Regions from separate parts of the Mus musculus genome. Here region 2 is linked to region 1. The links are chromatin contacts, found by Hi-C in ENCODE. All regions are on one chromosome and are shown on one strand. Each heading gives the region's core, a stretch centred on a gene start or an enhancer-like site at or near the end of the contact. The rest is flanking DNA. Distances are from core to core; before and after follow the strand shown.

The links. Hi-C counts contacts between places; a loop is a spot of excess contacts on that map.
Region 2: a loop to region 1 is called in a map of gastrocnemius, with 2.8 times the contacts of the local background. The contact joins the promoter of Smdt1 here to the promoter of Mei1 in region 1. A Hi-C loop is called at or near these places in 1 of 37 maps with a recorded cell type or tissue (gastrocnemius).

What each region holds. Positions count from the first base shown.
Region 1 is chr15:82,068,047-82,075,168 of GRCm38, reverse strand. Mei1 (meiotic double-stranded break formation protein 1) reads right to left here and starts at 5,052. Exons shown (of 31, transcript NM_028897.3): 1 at 4,865-5,052; 2 at 3,164-3,287; 3 at 2,280-2,330; 4 at 1-51. The coding sequence starts at 5,023.
Region 2 is chr15:82,342,200-82,349,018 of GRCm38, reverse strand. Smdt1 (single-pass membrane protein with aspartate rich tail 1) reads right to left here and starts at 2,973. Exons shown (of 3, transcript NM_026914.1): 1 at 2,750-2,973; 2 at 979-1,119; 3 at 1-176. The coding sequence starts at 2,935. The coding sequence ends at 982. It overlaps Pheta2 (PH domain containing endocytic trafficking adaptor 2), which reads right to left. Exons shown (of 2, transcript NM_177391.4): 2 at 3,309-5,960. The coding sequence starts at 5,737. The coding sequence ends at 4,958. It also overlaps the pseudogene n-R5s41.

The DNA of each region.
Region 1 (7,122 bases), core at 3,803-6,302:
GGCAACGGATGGTCTGTTCCATATTCGGCTGAGTAGTGAGCTGGACAAGGACTGAGAGATGCAACAGCATTACAACCCGGAAGACAACCGCACACCTACTCAAACTACCAGCATGGCAGTAATTTGCTTCTTGCAAATAATCTCTCTCCCTCATTAAAGTACATGTACCCATCTTCATTGTTTTATATTAGCATCTCAGGCTACACCCTGGAATCACTGAGGCTTTAAAGAGCTTCAAAAACATACTAATACGGGACTGAGGCATAGTTACGGGGGAGTGACTGCTTATCATGCTTCATATCCTGGATTCAACCCCCAAGGCCACAGAAAAAGAAGGAAGGAAGGAAAAAAAGAAAGAGAGGGAGGGAGGGAGGGAGGGAGGGAGGGAGGGAGGGAGGGAGGGAGGAAGGAAGGAAGGAAGGAAAGAAAGAAGGAAGAAAGAGAGATGAAAAATGTTAATATTTCAAGTCCCATTCTAGACCAATTAAATAAGCATCTCTAAGCCTGAGTATCTTTATTTTTTATTTATTTATTGTTTGCTTTGAGACAAGGTCTGATGTAGTCCAGGCTGGCCTTGAACCCATTATGTAGGCGAGTTTGATCTTGAGCCCTTGGTCTGCCTGGTTCTACCTCCTCATATTCTGGAATTAGAGGCATGTATTACCACATCTGGGCCCACATACTTTATGTGAACAATTCTTAAATATGAAAAATGTAGGCATATATACGTATATCAAAGTATATTTTATTTAAATTTTCTTATACATGTATATATATGTACTAATTTATATGTTTGCATTTTAAAACATTTTATATATATTTGTGTGTATGCGCGCGCGCATGCGTGTAGGGTAACCTTTGAGTCAGTTATCTTCCTCCATTACGTGAGTCCTAGGAATTGAACTCAGGGTATTAGACTTTGATAGCACCTGTCCTTACTCTCTGGGTCATCTCACTGCCCCCCCTCCCCCCAAAAAAAAACATTTTTCTTAATATAAGATGTGAGTATATTGCTGAAGTTCTCTTAGTACAGCTACTATGAAGCCAGGGTTTGGGGCTGGTGAGATGGCTCAGTGGGTAGGAGTACTTGACTGCTCTTCCGAAGGTCCTGAGTTCAAGTCCCAGCAATCACAGGGTGGCTCACAACCACCCATAATGAGATCTGGTGCCCTCTTCTGGTGTGTCTGAAGTCAGCTGCAGTGTACTTATGTATAATAACAAATCTTAAAGAAGGGTTTCTCTGTATAGCCCTGGCTGTCCTGGAATTCACTTTGTAGACCAGGCTGGCCTCGAACTCAGAAATCCGCCTGCCTCTGCCTCCCGAGTGCTGGGATTAAAGGCATGAGCCACCACGTCCAGCTTCTTCTAAAATTTTAAATGGTTGTGAATCATTACTAGGTGCTGGAACTGATCCCAAATTCTCTGCATGGGCGATATGTGCACTTAATCCCTAAGCTATCGCTCCAGCCCAGTTTCTTTATCTGTTGGCTTCAGACTTGGTAGGTAGCCAAGATTGGCCTTGAACTCCTGATACTTCTGCCTCCACCTCCCAAATCCTGAGATTATAGCCGTGAGCACCACACATGGCTCAAAAACAAAAAGTGTTTGTTGACAATGCCTTGTTTGTTTGTTTCTAAAGATTTGTTTATTTATTTATTGTATATAAGCACACTGTTGCTGTCTTCAGACACACCATAAGAGGACATCGGATCCCATTACTGATGGTTGTGAGCCACCACATGGGTGCTGGGAATTGAACTCAGGACCTCTGGAAAAACAGTCAGTGTTCTTAATCACTAAGCCATCTCTCCAGGCACCTTTCTTTTCCTTTTTAAAGACAGGGTCTCTCTATGTATTCCTGGCTGTCCTGAAACTCAATATGTAGACCAGGCTGGCCTCAAACTCACAGACATCCTCCTGCCTCTGCAACAGAATGCTGGGATTCACGGCACACACCTCTATGCCCAGCCCGTCATCCACTTCTCTGTAAAAGCGCTCATCTACCCTCACTAATTTACCAACCAGTCTCCTCTGCAGACTGTGAATTCTTAGTGAGCCTGGCCACATCCTAGCATCGACATACCTCTAATGCTTAATGCAGTACTTAGCAAAGAGGTGATGCCTGAGAAAAAACAGAATCAGTTATCAACTCATTGAGTTCCCTCCTACGTTCCTAAGTGAGCAATTTCAGTAGCCACTCAGTAGCCAGGGCTACAATTCAGGCTAATAGTCCCCAGTTTGAATGGTAGGTATACACAGCTTCAGGAGGAACACCTTACCTTCAATACAGAGGTCTGCCATACTCCCATCTTCCACACTGTTTAACAGTCCTTGGAGCAGAGGGAGGCAAGAATAGGATGATTAGCAGTGCGGTCTCAGTGCATACAGTTTTACAAAGGCAATGATAATTCTAAGCCCAGCCGTTTTAAACAATGCCCTTGCTCAGTTCTGATCTCAACCACACCTAGAGTCCTCAGTGTCCAGTCTAACTCTTAAATGATGACAGTCCGAGTTCGCGGCAAGCAGACTGTATGCCCTGGAGTCTGTGACCCATCTAGGGTTAACAATACATTTGGCAGTCTTGGTTTTCTCCTGAGGTCATCCTGGCTCCCACTGGTCAGCAGTTGGTAAACCTGGAACGCCTCCACATGGGGAAGCACTCAGAGCATGTTATCCATCCTCCCCACAAGGTTATCCATCCTCCCTAAGAGGTTATCCATCCTCCCCACGAGGGCGAGGCCCACTATACACTGCAATCAAAGAGGGAGCCACCTCACTTTACACCTGAAGAAACTAAGGAAGGAGAGGGACAATGACTTGATTGGTATCACAACCAAGGCGAGCCGACTCCATTCCAGGCCTCTCATCCTGAGCCGAATCTCAACTGTACAACAGCAATCGCCCACTTTCCATCTGTTCCTTTCCACTTTCACTAGCCTCTTAGAGCTGATAAGGACGGTTACCATAAAATGATTCATGTAGCTTAGAAAGGGGAGGGGACCCATATTGCCATGATTATAACCAAACAACTTGTTAGTAAACTGCCACAACGATACAGGACATCTAAGTCATCTTTCCAAGTCCTCCCGGGTTAAAACCTACGCTCCGCCGAGCGCGTGCGCGCGCGCGCACAGTTCACGCCAGTTCCCCCTTTGGATCTCACCGAAAAGCACGCGTACAAAATGGATGCAGACTCTCTGGTCCTGAGCTACCAGCTGAGCGACCAAGGAGGTGTGCCTCACCAGGGCATCTTGGAAGCAGAACACCACATGTTTCTTGCGCACCAGCTTTGAGTGAATGGAGAGAAACTTTCAACAGTGACCAAGGCAGGCTCACTCTGAACCCGGACAACTGTAGCTCCCAAATATAACCACAAGAGTACTACCACAGTCACTTAAAACTGTGAGCCAGCCATCCTCCGTGCGGAGAGGATAGACACCGTTTACACCAGGAGATTCGTGCATTTGTACGGACGTATACAGAAACTGACGTTTCTAGTTTACATTTACATAGCACTGTGTTTACAAATCACTTTTTTTTCACCTATACGTTTGGAGGAGGGACACTCTTTTTTTTTTTTTCTTTTTTTTTTTTTGTCTCATGTAGCCCAGGCTGGCCTCAAACTCACTATGTAGTTGAGGCTGGCTTTGAATTAATCACCCTGCCTCTATCTCCGAAGTGTGTGCCACCAACACATTTCAGCCCAAGAAGCTGGCAACACAATCAAAACCAGGAATTATCCCCATTTTATGGATGAGAAAAACAGGCTCAGAGACTTCCCCAAGGTCTCAAATCCAAGGTCTCTAAACAGGCATGGCCTAAGGTTAGTGCTCCGTCCACTTCAACAGTCTAGGGAAATGATCTTGGGAACCCTTCATGAGCCTCAGCCGTAGGCAGAGAACACACAGCCTTCCATTCAGTATAGACCCTCACACTGGTCAGTCTCCAGTACAGTCTCTGCAAAAATGTTCAAGACAGAACCAGATCAAAAGGAGAGAGGGGGCCGGGCAGTGGTGGTGCACAGCCTTTAATCCCAGCACTTGGGAGGCAGAGGCAGGCCTGGTTTACAGAGTGAGTTCCAGGACAGCCAGGGCTACACAAAGAAACCCTGTCTCGAAAAATAAATAAATAAATAAATAAATAAATAAATAAGAGAGAAGGGACCAGTAGGCATGGTAATGTGAGCCTCTAATCCCAGCATTCGGGAGGCGGAGGCAGGTGGATCTCTGTGAGGCCAAGGCTACTCTGGGATAGATTATCTAGTGAGATCTCCAAACAAGCAACTCTGCTAAGGCAAATGTAGAGAATTCTGTTTTTCAAAAATGACTTCCCATGCACCCCACTTCTGCCTGCCAGGAACCTCTGCCTGTCATTCCCGACATCACAAAGATTAAAAACAGTCTCTCCTCCATTTTTTTTTTTTTTTTCCTCACTAGAGCTAAAAGGGAGTGGAGCAGAGGAGCTGAGCTGGGGCTCAATACCTAGAGATGGAGGAGAGCAAACAGAAGGGTTGGTGGGGAGCAGGGAACAGAGAGTGGAGTGTGCAGCTCTGAGCCCTGGAGGTATCCAGGGGCTCCTCCAGACTCTGCACCTAGGGACAGGCTCACTAGAGACTCAGCAGGCGACAGGCAGAGCCCTCAGGAGGGTAGGGCGAAGAGGATAGGGCGGAGGGCCTCAGGCGAGACTGAAGGTGGGGACAGCAATGGCCTCAGCGGCTGGGAGAAGGGCGAGCCTGAGGAAGCGGGTCGGGTTTGGGCTTCATTTCAGGAAAAGAGTGCCTGGTTCAGAGAAGCTGGCTTGCTGAGGAGGGTGAGGGAAATAGCCACACCAGGTCCTTGAGGAGGAGGGAGGGTTTAGGTCGCACCGACACTCCGGGCTCCGGCAGCAGTTCCAACGCGCAGGCCATGCAGACGTGAGGGGACACGGGCAGCAGCCAGCGCGGATCGTGCCGGTGATGGGTCCTCTCCAGGAGCAGCGCCGCTTCTTCATCTCTCCCAAACGCGGGATGGTCAGCAGCCGTCATCTGCCCCGCAGCCACCTCCTCGCCTCCCCGGCTCTGCAGCGCAGGTTTTCCCGCGCCGCTTCTGCGCAAGCGCAGTCGGAAGAGCGCTCCGAGCGCACGTGGAGGAGCGCGAGCCTCCTGCGCCCCGACGACGCGCGGGCGAGCAGCCACTGCAAGGCAAAGTGTTGGAGGCTAGAACTGTGGATTGTGTGCAACTAAACCCAAAAGGACTGTGCGTGGACCTCATCAGGAATGTGTGCTCAAAGCGTTTATAAAGTAGTTGTCAGATTTGATAAAGAAAAAAAATAAATGTTGCTATTATTTGCTTTTTTGTTTTCACTAAATTTTTTATGTATGAGTGTTAACCTGTGTGTATGTATGTACACCACGTGAGTGCCTGGTGTCTGCAGAGGTCAGAAGAGGGAGTCAGATCCCCTGGAGCTAGCGTTGGGGAGGCTTAGAGTCACCATTTGGGTGCTGGGAACTAAAACCAAATCCTCTGCAAGAACAAACCTCTGAGCCATCTCTCCCTTCTGTTTATTTTGAGTTAGGTTCTAGCTAGGCGTGGTGGCACATGCCTTTAATCCCAGCACTTGGGAGGAAGAGGCTGAGTTTGAGGCCAGCCTGGTCTACAGAGTGAGTTCCAGGACAGCCAGGGCTACACAGAGAAACCCTGTCTCAAAAAAAGGGGGGGGGTAGATTCTGATGTAGTTCAGGCTGGTCTCAAACAAGATATGCCGCTGAGGATGACTTAAATTCCTGATTCTCCCAAGACTGAGACAGGACTGCTCCATCATTTCCACTGTACCCCAACTGTTGGGAGTCAATAGTGCCCAAATCACATTCAAGGAGCCGGCGTGTTACACCAGGCACCAACACCAGAAGGTAGAGATCACTGGAAACTGTTTTACACGCTTACCACAGTGTAGAGGTAGAGAGATGCGTTATTATAGGAACATTCTGCAGGCGATGGTGGAAAAAACAAACAGAACACATATTAAAACTTAACTGGGTGACGGGATTTTGGGAGTTTTTTGGTTTTATCAGATAAACTGGGGTGCATCTTGCCTTCCTGTTGGGGTGCCTGGCACATGGCCAGCATGCCTGCTCGGGGGAGGCATACCGCAGTCTGTAACGACGGTCCTCGGCGGGATGGAGGATGATATCTGTGGTTCCCAGTCTCCTGTGTTCCTAGGCGCCACTGGGATACTGATGGGAATGGAGGTCCCTTATTCATGCTTCCCTTAGGGCATGCCAGGCAGGAACTGGAAGGCAGAGCCCAGGTCCGGGGTGGAACTCGGTTTGGCCCCAAGTGAGTTCAGGGAGAGTTGGGAGGAGCTGGGAGAGAGAAGGCCATCTCCAGGAGATTTCGGCTCTTTATGACAAGGCCTCCCTTCCACAGCAATCCCTGACGAAGAGATGGTTTGTTTCATCCTTGCTCAAACTGCCTTAATGGTGGATGTGAACGCGTTCACCCTATTCAAGGTGAACCAGGGATTAAACCCCTTTTCTGGGAAGGAATGCCCAGGAAGGGACCTATCCAGGTGACTTATAAGCTTGGAGCACTCCAGGTTTTTATGCTAAGAGACTAATGGCCATGGATTCAATAGGCTGTCTTGGTTACTTGTTCCAGAGCAGAGAGCAGGCAATGAGTGGCCTCATCCTTCTGGCTCTCAATTCCAAGATTTGTGGGGTTTGGGCTCACTCATCCTTACCAGTTCTTCTGTCTGGTGGCGCTGTCCACTTGCCCCACAGGTAGAGGACTCGGTGCACTTGAGAATGGCCTTGAATTCTTGAGCCTCACGACTCTACCTCCCAAATAGCTGAAATTACATTTTCTATGTGACCTTTGGTCAACACATATGGCTTTTATAAGGAATCAAGCGAGTAGAGGCTAAAGATAGCTCAGCGGTACAGCACTCGCTTAGCACTCACAAGGCAGAAGCGCCATAAGATTTCCTCTGAAGATTAACACTTAATTAGCTCCAGAATGCGCCCATAGTGAGCTAATACAACAAATTGTGGTGGGTGATATTATAGAACTGAGGCAGTGTGGATTGGATTTTCCATGAAGTTGGTTTATGGGCAGCAAAACTCCAAAACTGAACACCCCTTGCTTT
Region 2 (6,819 bases), core at 1,724-4,223, 280 kb before region 1:
TTATTTCCAGTACTCTGTGGACAGCCGTGAGGGAGCCTCCCAAAGCACAGGACTCTGGGCTCTTGTCACAAACCATGAGGAGGTGAGGCTGAGGGCTTTCCTTGACCCTTCTGCCGACGGGAGGGAGCTGAGCATGCCACCACATCATCAGTGCTTTCTCCTGTGCTCCCTGTGCCCTGTAAGAAAGGCGTGCATCAGTCACTTGTAAGACAGCCTCGCACAGCCCAGAGTAGTCTCAAGCCCACTGTAGCCAAGGAGGATCTTGAAGTTCTGGTGTTCCTGCCTCCACCTCCCCGGTGCTGGGATTACTGCTGTGTGCCACCAGGCCTGGGGCATTTCTGTTTTCTGAGATAAGTTCTCCTGTTAACCCCTGAGCTGTGCCTCTACTTCTGCAGTGCTGGGATCACAAAAGCTCAAGATCCCACACCAGGCTTTAGCAGCAGTCACTTCCAAATAGGGTAAAGGAAGATGACAGGATTACACGGTGGAAGGAGGATGGGCCAATACTTGGAGATGGGTAAGGATGTGGGTAACTCAAGAAACAGCGGGGGAGGAGGAGAAACCATACAAAGCAGCTTTAACAATGTAAAGTAGGAAGTGAGAGTTCCTGTGGTATGCCTTCCTGGATCACCCTTTGCCCATCTCCTTACTGGTATCTTCTGCATTCCCTTTCCTCTCCTCCATCATTTGCTGTTTTATCCCTCCATCTCTGAGGCAGAGATTGCATGACTTCATGAAATAAAAAGCACATTAAGAGAATGTCAGTTGACTGAAGTCCATCAAGGACAATGAGAAGGCCACTGAGGACCTTAACCTAGTGGGAGTGTAAGTCATCCAACATGAGAGAGAGTAAGTCTCGAGTGGTGAACCCACTGCTGCTCCTGCCCTGAGGGTTCAGATGGTGCCGCAGGCCAGAGCACCACAGAGCAGATCATCCGCCTGCTGCTTCTGCCCATTTACAAGAAGGGCAAGGATTACCTGTTAATCGTCGTCGTCGTCATCCTCTGGGACAAAAATGTCATGTTCCTCAAGCAGAGCAGCGAAGTTCTTGCTGATGAGTGTCCCGACATAGAGAAAGGGGATCACAATGGAGAACACTCGGAGAAGACCAAAGGACATCTGCAGAGAGAAGAATGGGTGCACTCCGGGAGACCAGTGGCTGCGCCCAAGCCTCCAATGGACTACTGATCCCCACACCACTCGATTTTTAAAGTCTTTGAAGAAACTCAGAGCAACGAAGAGACAAAGTGAGTTTTATGGCCACCAAAATGGATATCAGAAAGAAAAACATAAAGCTAAACTAAATTTAGGAAACTAAGCAACTCAAAATTAGGGGCCAAACCTAATTCCTTGCAAGAACCATACAAAGTTAGGTGAGAACACTAGGCTGGCTGGGCTCTAACCAGCTCTCTCCACCCAAAAGTGAGTTCCGGGGCTGGAGGGATGGCCCAGTGGTGAGGAGCACTGACAGCACTTCTACAGGACCTGGTTCTCAGCACCCACGTGGCCTCTCACACGCAAGTAACTCCAGCTCCAATATGGCACAGTCTCTTCTAGCATTTGTGGGCATGTGGCACTTAAGTGCTACACAGACATACATGCAGGCAAAACATGCATACACATAAATAAAACTCGAGTTAGGAGGAGGTGTGTGCACTGATGGGGCCTCTCACCTCCTTCTCTTTTAGCTGGCTCCTGCTGCTGAGCAACCTTGCTTCACAATTAATGTTAAAAGCTCGCAAAGGCAACATGGACGGAAGGAATGCCAATGAGATTTCACCGGTATTAGCTTCCTGCTTCCCCTAGCTGTGACTTTTTATACAGCAGCTGCACATTTTTGCTTCTCGCTGGAACCCTGACTGGGGTCAACTGCTACCGCTCAGGCTTGCTCTAAAGACTTTTGTTTTCCCTTCGACTCCATACGGCCATGCCGTCAAAAAGCACACCTTTGGTATAAGAGACTTCCCATTTTTCCTTTGGGGTACCGAGGGCAAGTGACAAGAGTTCAAGTATGGAAAAACCAGGATGTGGTCTCTGGTTGTCAAGACCTAACTCCTAGCTTTGGATGCTGGCTTCAGGGCTCTGCCCTGACTTCATCTGTAAAACCTACACATTCCTCAGCACAGAAGGTCCTGCTCCCACATCCCCCTATCCGTTCTCCTTCATTTCCTTTTTACTAAGTATATTACTTCCGCATTCCCTTCCCACTCTTTCAGTAATTTATTCTATGTGCATTGGTATTTTGCCTCCTCGTGTATGACTATGCGAAGATGTCAGATCTTGAAGTTACTGATAGTTGTAGCTGTCCTGTGGTGATGGGAGTTAAACCTGGGTCCTCTGGAAGAGCAGAGTTCCTAAGCTCTGAGCCATCTCTCCAGCTCTCAGGATTGTTTTATCCCATCACCTTTGAGGCAGAGATTGCATGACTTGTATAAATCGACACAAAGCCTTTCTTCTGACCCTGAAGAAATAGGTCATTATGTCCCTCAAGATAAGAAATTGCACATTTCGCTGCTGCCTTCCAGCTTCTGTGTCCAGGAACCCAGCTTAACAGTGAGTTTTATGGAAACATTTTCCTCCACCTGTCAAAGTCAGCAAAACCCAGCTGCACAAATTGAGTCCTATGTCCGGTCCCCAGTCTATGCCAATACTATGATTGGCCTCTGCGCCTGTCAATCAGGACAGGTCACATGCACTCCCCCAATCACCGGCCTCAATCCCTTCGTCCCGCCTCAAGACAGACACTCACTTTCACCGGCTTGGGCAAAATGGCGCCGCTGCGAGTGACGATGACTGACCTCGACGGTACCTGGCTGAGACCTGAGCTGCCCGGTACGGTGTAGACATCGCCACCTCTCCTCCCCCTCGGCCCGCTCCAGAGAGCCCCGGGTCGAACTGCAACCCAGGCCAGCCGCCGAGCCGCCGTGGACGCCATCTCCAGCTCCGCCCCTCGCCGGGAGCCACACCCCACGCATCCAAGGCGGCCTCTGGCAGAAACTTTCTCCAAAACTCGCGAGACTCGTGACACACACGGGAAGCACCGCCCTCCCGCCTGCGCAGAGCACGCATTCGTATGCCGGTGGGAAAGTCCTCGGCGCCCGGACGACGTAGTGACGTCAGGAGAAGGACGCCCCTCCCGGACTCCAGAGGGCGGGGCCGCCAGGGCTCCCTTTGTAGGTGTTCCCGCCCCTCACCTCGGGAAGACTTGAATTAAGGAACCAGAATGTGTAATGAAAAACTCTACTTGGTATCTGAATTTATATATATATATATATATATATATATATATATTTTTTTTTTTTTTTTAAGGTAACAAAAAGTTAACAAAAAGCTGGGCGAAGTGGCGCACACCTTTAATCTTACACTACTTGGGATGCAGAGGCAGGAGGATCTCTGTGAGTTCAAATCCAGTAAGTTCCAGGACAGCCGGAGCTACGTAGTGCGGCGAAAAAAATCAAGTTAACAATAAATAGCTCATGGTTTCTGTGGACATTGGTACAATGGGTGCAGTGGACAGCGGGCTTCCCCTACAGATCTAGGGAACAAACAAATAGACGGATTGGCCTGATGGAGGTCATACCACCAAGCCAGGTTCTTGGACTCAATTGTTAGCCTCAGACACCAGCTTTGCAACTCAGGCTCCTGATTCTTCATTTGTAAACACGTTGATTGTAATAACCAAAATTAACTTTCTGAGAGGGTCTCACACATAGCCCAATCTAGCCAAAAAACTCGCGGTGTTGTCAAGGATGCTTTTGAACTCCTGATCCTCCTCCACCTCTTTGCTACCAACCGGGGAACTTTACCGTTCTGGTTATAAAGGGAAGGGGGGAGGGGAGGCTAACAGGCCTTCCACCAGGTCCTGCTGCAAAACAAACACCAAAACCAAGTGAGGTGTGGCACTCCTATCTATAATCCCAGCAGATTGCCATGCTAAGGAGTTCCAGACCTGCGTGGGCTACAAAGACTTGGTCTCCAAAAACCAAAACTATTAAAAGAGCAAACACTAACTACTGTGACAAGAAACTTAGCAAAGGTACCTGTGTGTACAGTGAGGGCAGCTGGCTATGAGGTTACAAGCAGGCTTGAGAAACATAGCCCTGACCAGAGGAACCATGGAACTCAGTCTCCTGGAGGCAAAATCCAGCCTTTAGGCCTTGTTGGATTTGGGTCAGGCTGGCCCAAGGCCCCAGATAGGGAAAGGAGGGAGGTCAGGAAGAGTCCAATTTTGTTTGGGAACGGTATACATCTCTATTGAGCCACAGCCACTGTCACTACATCTATATAAAGGGGACAGACGGGCCTGGTTTCTGGCTCTGTAGACCTAGCCATCTGACCTTAGAGCTAAAGAAAAAGATACTTGGAATGACACGGGACAGAGTAGCTATGAGAGCCCTCAGCAGACAAGCCTTAGGAACAAGCGGGCTAGGTAACAAGAGTCCCTACAAGTTGCCATGACGACAGGTCAGGTCTTCTATATAAAAGGCTGCCTGCCTCCCTGCGGGCAATGTCCAGCACTATACATGGACAGGGCAGCAGCGGGAGAGAGAACAAATCCCTCTTTAGCACCTAAAGACCTTCTCCTACAGAGAGCCCTGCCCAAGCTACAACGATGTCAGTCTTCAAGCCACTTCCTGTCACCTCTGGCATGGAGATGCCCAAGACTTCTTGTGTTGGACTTTATGGCTAGAGAGCAGAGCCCCACTTCCTGAATTATATTATCTTCCCATCAACCACCTGGCCTTTCTAGACCTCAGAAAATAAGTAGGGAGCCATGATTCTTCAGTTCATGCCAGCGAGAGGGGAGGATCTGGAAGCTAGAGAAAGTCTACAGAGCAGGGGAACACACACACACACACACAGAGCAACCTGGTAAATGAGTAAATATTTAACCCCTGACGTTCTGACCCCGGCATCCTGACCAGCAGGACAGGGCCATAGCTTAAAGGGCTCTGGCTCAGGGCCTATTCTGTGACTTGTTCTCTGTCTGGCTTCCTTTTGCCCTTTGCTGCCACCCTCGCCTCAGCTCCATGATCTCCTTCCCATACCAGTCATGCAGGGTAGAGAAACAGGAGCTCTCAGGGGACACGGGGCTCTGTCCCATGCTTAGGAGGAGGCTAGCAGGGCCCTGTAACTCCCACTCGGTCAAATCCCGACCTATTGGCCGGATCCCCCTTTCTTCCACAGTACCAATGGAACTGCGGTCCCTGGGGAGAAAGTGGCCGTTCTCAGGGTCTGGAGCTCGGTGGTCAGGAGCCTGAGATTTACTACAATTGGCAACAGCCCTCTGGGATGCACAGCGATGCAAGGCCAGGCTCTGACGGGCATCCTGCAACTGGCTCTCCAATTCTCGCACCACAAGTCGCATGTAGCCAAAGCTGGCTCGGGACAGTGCCTTCACCCATGCCTCTTGGGCAGCCTGCCCATCTGCTGCCAGCAGGTGTGGGCGCACTCCAGGGGCATCAAAGCGAATAGCGAAGGCGAACTCCTCGGGTACAGGAGCCTCGGCCAGCTCCACCGTGCAGCCTTCCAATACCACAAGACTCAGCGGGACCCGGCTCTCTCTAGTCTCGAAAGAGAATAGCAGATTGCCCTTGAGAACAAACCAGTATCTTCGGCCAGTGCCACTGGGAGTGGGTGGGGAACCTGGTCCTCCCCAACTACGCAGAAAGCCAGTGTGGTCTGCCGGAGAATCACTCAGCGCATAGTGGGCCACACTCCTCTTGTTCAGCTTCATGGCTCCCACGAGAACAGTGAGATAGAGAGATGGTAGCACCCGCAGGGAAGGACCCAGCTCAGAAGACCAGCAGCCCAGTCCTGTGGCTCCTACAGACCATGTTCCTGCAGTTCTCAGACTTCAGCTGAAGGACTAGTCTTCCTTGCCTTTCATCTCAAAAGTCTTATAAGGGTCACCAAAAAAATTTAAAAAAAAAAAAAAAAAGAACCTGGACATCAAAACACTGTAACAAAAAAGACAATAGTTGTATCAGGAGAAGAGCCCAACATGGTGCTTTGTTTGTTTGAAGACAGAGTCTCATAGCCCAGGCTGCTCTTGAACTCACTATGTAGCCAAGGATGTCTGATCTGAATTCAGCTTCTGAGCTGACTGTCCCCATCTGCCCAGTTCTTCCTGCATACCTACCCCATGCTCAGCTTCTGTCATGCTAGGTTTTGAAGGCAGGAGCCCTGAGCACACGGAGCCCCAGCTCTTCTGGGTGTTCGTTTGTTTGTTTGTTTGTTTGTTTTAAGCATACAGCACCCAGTATTCCCAGTTGGTCTCCCATCCGAATACTAACCAGGCCCGACCCTGCTTAGCTTCCAAGATCAAACAAGATCAGTCGTGTTCAGGGTGGTATGGCTGTAGTTTTTAATCATGGCTTTCAGGCTGGGTCATACCATATCCCTGGCTAACCTGGATATTCCTTTTGACATTTTTTTTTAACCCAAAGAAATAACCCCTGGGGAGGGATGAAAGGGACCCTAGGCCCAAAGACACTTTTGTGCTTTAAACATCCTAAACATGGGGCCCCTCACTGCAAGTGTAAGCTCAACCTCCAGGGAGCCCACGACTTTCCTGAGCCCCTACTAGCCCCAGTGGTATCCAGCCCACATTTCAGAGCCAGATGGAGGCAGGGGAGGGACAGGCCAGTGACCGAGACCACCTAGGGGTAACCACATCACACCAACGAGCACCAGAGGAAGGAGGAGGTGACCAGGGGTGAATGGGACCGGCTCTGTAAACTCCAGCGGTGTGTCCTGGGGCACTGAAGACATAGCCACTAAATTCTGGTGCTCCAAGGTTCCTATACAGCTGAACTG